3 separate regions of the Homo sapiens genome follow, and all the other regions are linked to region 3. The links are chromatin loops, found by intact Hi-C in ENCODE. Cell type or tissue: mammary epithelial cell. All regions are shown on one strand.

Region 1 (2,500 bases), 72 kb before region 3:
GCTAATCCTTCCTTCATCTCCTCCATTTAACCAGCTCTGGACTGGGAACATGGCACAGTGAGATATTTCTCAACATGAGAGTGACGGCTGGCACTCCCTACCATCTTGTCTGTAGCTGAATCCCTGATCAACTCTACTTCTCGCTGTAAAAAACAGACCAGACCTCAGAATCCTTCTCAACACAGCACTCCAGGCAGCCACTAGCAATCAATCAGCATTGCCTTTGATGACATAGCCAGTGACTAATAGAATTTAATTTCCATTTCTTTCCCATCCTTCCTGCCTGATTTCCCCAGTGTTTCTGGGGCAGATGGATGGATGGATGGATGGATGGATGGATGGATGGAAAGGAAAAGGAGTGCTCCTCATACAGGAGAATCCTTCTTGGCACCACTCCTAATTTTGCTGACTTCACTCAATGCCAGAGCTTCCTTACAAAACTTGCTCTTCACATGAGGCATCTGTGGCGTTTGTTATAGGAACTGGTGAGACTCACAGGTCATTCTGAGGCCATATGGACCCTCTACATCAGCACTTTGCTTCTCCCTCAGTCTCATTTCCTCCCATCCAACATATGCCTGAGCTTAAAAACATCCATTCACCCCGTACTTCCTTCTTCTTTTTAAAGCTCAAGCTGACAAGAGAAATTTCTTTCTCCCACTCACTTTTTTTTTTTTCCTATAAAGGGTAAAAAAGATTTACAGCTCTGCTGTGGGGTACGCAGGGAGGAAGAGTGATTAAAAACTCTTTGGTGTCTTTGGGGCCATAAGTCCCTTAACCTGAGCCATTAGGTACTTAGAGCTTCGGAATCAGCCCGTAATTTAGCTTTGGTCAGGAAAGCATGTTTTCCAAGCCCCCTTAAGTCCCAACGTCAGTTGAAAAACTATCTAGTTTTGATGCTATCTGGATATTCTTTCCCTCAGCAAAACACTGCTTGGTGGTTGAGAGGAAGGAAATGTTAAAAATTTATATTCAGGAGAGTTTAAAGAGGAATAAAATAGCTCTTATGAAGCGACATTTTGGTGACTTGAGTACGAGGAAATCAAAAGCATATGGATTGTATGCTGTTAAAACATACTTTTGTTTCCTCCAAATGGAAAAAAATACTAGGGAAAAATATATTTTACAAAATGGCATACATTGGAAGATAGCTGGAGATTTTTTTAAAAATCCAAAATGTGACAAGGATGGCCTAGCCCTAGTTATTAATATCTTGGAACCAGCTGGAGAGTAAAATTAGGTTGTAAAATGGTTGTACCATTTGTTACTCCAAGCTGGAAATGACACATTTCTCATGTATTTCTAAAGGAGAAAAAATTCCATATTGAGGTACATGAGATGAGGTTTTGTTTCATTGTCTCTGTTTTGACATTAGTCATAATAATTCCTTTCACTGAACTCACACCTGGGCAAGGTCAAAGTGTACAGATGAGACCAGGTCCTGGAGTCAGACTCTTACTGGTTTTGCTTCTAATAGTGATGGGATCTTGGGCAAGCTCATTCACCTCTCCGTACCATAGTTTCCTCATCTGGAAAGTAAGAATAATCATCATCATCGTAGCTGCTCTATGGAAACATCCAGGTGAAGCCCCTGTAATAAATGCCTGGCACACAGGAAGTTCTCCGTAAATGTTTGCTGGGATGATCTGTCATCCTGCCAGGAATGCCCTGCCACTTGGTATCTCCATGCTCAGCCACTGTCTTCAAAAACGGACCAACATTTAGCTACACTGACCAAAAAAAGAGAAGACACAAATAACTAAGCTCAGAAAATGAAAGTGAGGACATTACTACCGACCTTACAGAAAGAAAAAGAATTACAAAAGACTGTTATTAAAAACAATTGTACACCAACATATTAGATAGCCTAGATGTAATAGCAGTTTCTAGAACCACACAAATTACCTCAATTAACTCAAGAAGGAATCAAAAATCACAATAGACCTGTAACAAATATAAATATTGAAATAGTAATCAAAAGCCTCCCAATGAAGAAAAGTCCAGGACCAGATGGCTTTACTGGTGAAATCTACTAAACATTTAAAGAATCCTTGTCAAACTCTTCCAAAAAATAGCAGAGGTGAAAACACTTCCTAAATCACTCTATGAGGCCAACATTACCTTGTTAACAAAATCAGTCACTTCTTTTAGGACTCTGACCATTAAATATAACATCACCTTTCCTCTTATTCTCTCACCCTGATTTATTTTGCCTCCCAGCACTTAGCACCACCTGATATATTATATACTTATTTGCTTATTTATGTATTCCCTGTCTTCTCCCACTAGAATAAAAGCATCATCGGAGCAGGGAATTTGTTGGGGGTTTTTTTTTGCACTGTTAAATTATCAGTGCCTAGGAAAGTGCCTATCACATAATAGGTGCTCAATAAAAATTTATCGAATGAATGAGCAAATAGTCTAATCATTCTTTCACTAAGAGGTGGTAGAGTGAAAACAGAAGAGGACCTAGGTATTGAAGAGCTCCAAGAAATAGCTG
Region 2 (2,500 bases), 59 kb before region 3:
CCCTACCCAATAGAATTAATTTAAAGAGGCAATGAGAGGCCCCACAAAACTTAGATCTGCCCCTACTGCTGTCATGGGATTTATAGGTGATGATAGAAGATAGATAGATGATTGATAGATAGATAGATAGATAGATAGATGATAGATAGATAATAGATAGATTGATAGATAGATAGATAATAGACAGATGATAGGTAGATAGATGATAGATAGTAGATAGATGATAGATAATAGGTAGATGATAGATAGATGATAGACAGAAGATAGATAGATAATAGCTAATAGATGATAGATAATAGATTGATAGATGATAGGTAGGTAGATAAATCGAGAGATGATAGATAGGTAGACAGATGATAGATAGAGTTGCATTTTGTTCACAGTGTCCTTTCCACCTTTTTGTAATGTGCCAGTTACACGTGATCTTAATCGTCATTCTGGCTGTTACACATGTGCAGTGTTGTTTCCTAAATAAACACTCTCCACTAACAGGACCCACATTGATTCCACTCTCGTGCACTCACTCATGAGTCATAATTAATTTTTAGACACTCTTTGAAGAATCACCTTCCTGATTGTATGTATGAAAGTTTTATTTTCTATAGTAATACACATTATACAGGCCAATATGAATTCAACATAAGCTCAAAATGGCAATTATTGTCTTCTAATGTCTGCAAACTATAGAGTCCCATACAGTGTTTTCACTGTATGACCCAGACCTCCCCCATCATGCTCAGCCAAAAGCCTATTCTGTACAGATTACATTTAGTCAGTTTTTTATTCATTCATCATTCATTGGATTGGGTATCGTCTGTATGCAAATCCTTCTGTGGGGTGCTGGAGATACAAATTTGATAGCTGGATGGACACACAGTCCCTGCCCTCAATGCACCCATGATCTAGTACCATATGAATTGATGGATATTAAATTGTTATGATAACCAGCGATGAGGATGATGTCAGCATTGTTTACAAGTTGCCATGGGAGCACAGGAGGAAGTAGTTAGCTTTCTTTTGCAATGACTCAGATCAGGTTTCACAGAAGAGAAGATCAATGGGGCTGGAATGATCAGTAAGACTTTCCCAGGCAGCTGAAGGGGGTCATGTTAGGCAAAGGGAAGAGCTTGTACAAAAGCATGAGTCAGGAAAGCCTAGGTTATGCTTTGGTAATAATATGACCCTGAAGCCTTCGTAGCTGAAGATAGCTGAAGTTTATTTCTCACTCAGGTCACCTGCCTAATCAGGTCAGCTGGACAGGAGGAGTAAGGAGCAGGGCCCTGCTCCACACAGTCACTTGGGGACCCAAGCTAGAGGGTCCAGCTGTACCACCTGGAACATGTGGTTTGTAAGCTGGCATTGCAGGAAAACAAAAAAAGCTGGAATTTAGCACACTGGCTCTTCAATGCTTCAGCTCAGAGGTGACACATAAAATTTTCATCCACAGCCCATTGGCCAGAACTAATCACATGCCTCCCGGAGTTGCAAAATGTACAGGAACACATGGCTATTCCATGAGTAATAAATGTCTCTGCTACAAGCACAAGGCATGAAACTGTTTCCTGGGTTTAGGGAACTGTGAATGGTTCACAATGACTGGAGAAGAGATTGCAAGAGGAAATGTCTAAAGAGGAGCTCGGAAAAGTAGGGATGAGATGATGAAATCTCATGTGCTCTGCATAGGAATTTGGACCACCTTATGTGCAGAGCAGAGCTTGAGAAGAGTTCTAAACATGGTATCATGGTAATACTTGTGTTTTAAAAATGTCTCAGCCAGGCACGGTGGCTCACGCCTGTAATCCCAGCACTTTGGGAGGCCGAGGTGGGCGGATCACCTGAGGTCAGGAGTTGGAGACCAGCCTGGCTAACATGGTGAAACCCTGTCTCTACTAAAAACACAAAAATTAGCTAGGCATGGTGGCGGGCACCTATAGTCCCAGCTACTTGGGAGGCTGAGACGAGAGAGTCACTTGAACCTGGGAGGTGGAGGTTGCAGTGAGCCGAGATCGCGTCATTGCACTCCAGCCTGGGCGACAGAGCGAGACTCCATCTCAAAAAAAAAAAAAAAAAAAAAAAAAAAGTCTCATGCAGCAATGCAGAGAATGAGTTAGAGGGGGTTGAAACAAGAGATAGAAAAACTAGTTTGATTCTTATAGTTGCATAGGTTAAAAATGATGAAGAAACTAAAACAGGGATTTGGGGGATGAATATGAGAACTCTTAAAGAGATACTTGTTAGAACATCATGACTATGTAGATATAAAAGAAGGAGAAGAATAGAATGACTTCCAGGTTTCTGCTTTAGGGCCTAGTGCCCCCAATCAGGATAAGGAGTACAGGAAAATGAGTGAGTCCGGGGAAAAGACATGGAGGCCAATTTGAGATCTGGTGAGTTTGAGTTACCCACTGCCTATTGCTATGTGTTGAACTGTGTCCTCCCAAAAGATGTATTCAAGTCACAATCCTCAATGTCTCAAGATGTGACCTTATTTGGAAGTAGG
Region 3 (2,500 bases):
GTCTCTTCAGATTTTTCATGTGAGTGAAACTTCCATTGTCATCTCCAATCGATGGCACAGACTTACCAAGGTCAATAAGAATCGCATGCTGCTGGGAAGTCAGCTGCTTTAAGAGTTCTTTGTATGGCACATCCTTTGGCTGCTGTTTGCTGGGAAACTGGTGTTTAAGGTGGAATTGCTCAGCTAGAAATTTCCAGATTTCACCTCGGTGATGACGTGGCACACCTTTAAAAGGGAGAGAAGACATGGAAATAATTTATGCACAGAATACAACTTAATAATAAAAATGAATTGTGTTTCATGTTCCATTTATCCAAATTCTTGTTCCTTTTTTTTTTTTTTTGAGACAGAGTCTGGCTTTGTCACCCGAGCTGCAGTGCAGAGGCACAATCACATCTCACTGCAGCCTCAACCTTGTGGGCTCCAATGATCCTCCCACCTCGGCCTCCCAAGTAGCTGAAATTATAGGTGCCCACCACCATGCCTGGCTAATTTTTTTTTTATTTTTGTAGAGACAGGGTCTCACTATGCTGTCCAGGCTTGTCTCAAACTCCTGGGCTCAAGCGATACTCCTGCCTCAGCCTCCAAAGTCCTGGGATTACAGGGATGAGCCATCATGCCTGGCCACTGGTTCCATTATTAATTAACAGCATAAGAACAGAAGGGAGGCAACTAAAACCTTGCCCTATTTGCTTCTTCCCCTACTTCCACCCCCTATTCTCCCCTCACTTCCCTGGCCCCTTCCTCCCTTCTTCTCACTTCTCAAATGTGTTATCATGTTCTGACCCTGTCAGACTCTGCAAGGAATAAAGAATACGACCTGAGCTCCAACCTGGTGCCAATTAACAACATTCTAGGGAAATAAAGCCAAGTATGAAAAATTGTCATGTAAGATGTGATCTCAGAAAGCAGAGAGAATCAAAAGGAAGTAGAGCTCAGATGAAAGAGAAGCTGGCTCATTTCTTTTTATTATTATTATTATTATACTTTAAATTTTAGGGTACATGTGCACAACGTGCAGGTTTGTTACATATGTATAAGTGTGCCATGTTGGTGTGCTGCACCCATTAACTCGTCATTTAACATTAGGTATATCTCCTAATGCTATCCCTCCCCCCTCCCCCCACCCCACGATAGGCCCCAGTGTTTGATGTTCCCCTTCCTGTGTCCAAGTGTTCTCATTGTTCAATTCCCACCTATGAGTGAGAACATGCGATGTTTGGTTTTCTGTCCTTGCGACAGTTTGCTCATTTCTAACTGAGCAATCAAGGTTCCACAGAATCCTTCATTTGAGTCGAGCCTTAAGGATGAGGGAAAAGGAAGAGAAAAGTACAAGAGAGAGGGAACCGAGAGTGATTCAGTTTGCCTCAGGCACAAGGGTGCATGTGGAAGAGAGCAGCTGGCAAGAAGGCTGGAAGGGTTATTGTGAGAGGCAAAATTGACGGCAAGAAACCTGCCCCACGTTTGGTAGCTCCAGGGAATCATGCATGTTTCTGAGCTGAGGTGGAGTAAGCTAATCATAGCTGAGATTCTGGAATTCTGATGAGGCTTCTTTCTGCAAGATAAGCTGCAAGAAGAGCCCAGAGGCTGGGTAGGAACTGACTGCACAGACATTGCCATGTGAGCATCCAACAAAGCTCTAAAAACAGAAAATGTCCAAGAGCCTCTAACTAATGCTTTGCATGTGATTAATTTGAATACTCACAGTGATTAAAAATGTCTAAAACTTAAGAAAATTCTCTTAAAGTCAAGGATGTTATTTAGGGCAAACCTAATTTTAAAAGGTGACAGTTTTGAACCAAAATTCTTTAGCTCATTACTCAGCTATTACAAGGCCAAAAAGGTGGAAAGGGGGAGAGCAAGAAGACTGAAGAATAAGATGCCAAGTCTTTCTTGTCTTTTGGGAGAAAGGAAGCCTCCAAGTTAGGCATTGATCTTTCTTTCCATCCGGGAAAAAAAGTGGCCGCTTTGTACCCTGCCCTGCCACTCAGACAGCCTGTCCAGAAGGATGGTTTCTCTGGTTTCTGTCTCTGGCCACCTTTGGGAAAAGTTTCTGCTCTGGCAGGTAGCAGCAGCAGATAGCACTGATTGCGAGGCCACTATGCACCATCGCCATTCCATGCACGTTATGTGTATTGGCCCATACCATACTCATAACCCTCTAAGGGAAACATGATTATCCTCATGGTAAAGAAAAGAGAGGCAGTGAGAACAGGTCCCTTGCCCTAGGTCATTAGGCCGGTGAGTGACAGCCCAGGGATGCTGACTGCCATTTTCTCTTGGTGTCCTCCATGTCAGAAATGTCAAACAAGGCTGCTACTCAAATGGGGACTAGAGAAAAAATATTTTGTGTTCCTATCTTGCAATTAATGATAAAATAACCATCTGTGGATTTGAACCAAATAGTAATCATTTTATTAACAGATTCAAAAGTCTCACTGGGCCACCTCTTGGAAATACTTACTGTGTAGTAAGTACTTTCTTCTTTCCCTTTCACGTA

What was found. Peaks named below come from ENCODE experiments on the same cell type or tissue, not always from the same donor. Only the 100,000 strongest peaks of a DNase experiment are listed, where the experiment ranks them.
Region 1: a loop joins it to region 3, with 4 times the contacts of the local background. A loop is called at or near these places in 2 of 110 quality-filtered maps.
Region 2: it touches region 3 in a loop (6-fold over the local background); 2 of 110 quality-filtered maps call a loop at or near these places.

The regions. Positions count from the first base shown.
Region 1 is chr4:38,172,999-38,175,498 of GRCh38, reverse strand. No RefSeq gene overlaps it. Among named protein-coding and RNA genes, the nearest start is that of LINC02513, 190 kb to the left of the region's middle. In mammary epithelial cell, no CTCF peak of the experiment used is centred here; a DNase peak (open chromatin) is centred at 1,388; H3K27ac peaks cover 1,907 bases.
Region 2 is chr4:38,159,622-38,162,121 of GRCh38, reverse strand. It overlaps LOC124900693 (a long non-coding RNA gene), which reads right to left. Exons shown (of 2, transcript XR_007058099.1): 2 at 576-2,500. Among named protein-coding and RNA genes, the nearest start is that of PTTG2, 200 kb to the right of the region's middle. RefSeq lists an enhancer at 774-1,275. In mammary epithelial cell, no CTCF peak of the experiment used is centred here; DNase peaks (open chromatin) are centred at 1,001 and 1,481; H3K27ac peaks cover 2,500 bases.
Region 3 is chr4:38,100,724-38,103,223 of GRCh38, reverse strand. TBC1D1 (TBC1 domain family member 1) reads right to left here. Exons shown (of 22, transcript NM_001396959.1): 17 at 67-225. Among named protein-coding and RNA genes, the nearest start is that of PTTG2, 140 kb to the right of the region's middle. In mammary epithelial cell, no CTCF peak of the experiment used is centred here; a DNase peak (open chromatin) is centred at 1,413; H3K27ac peaks cover 1,815 bases.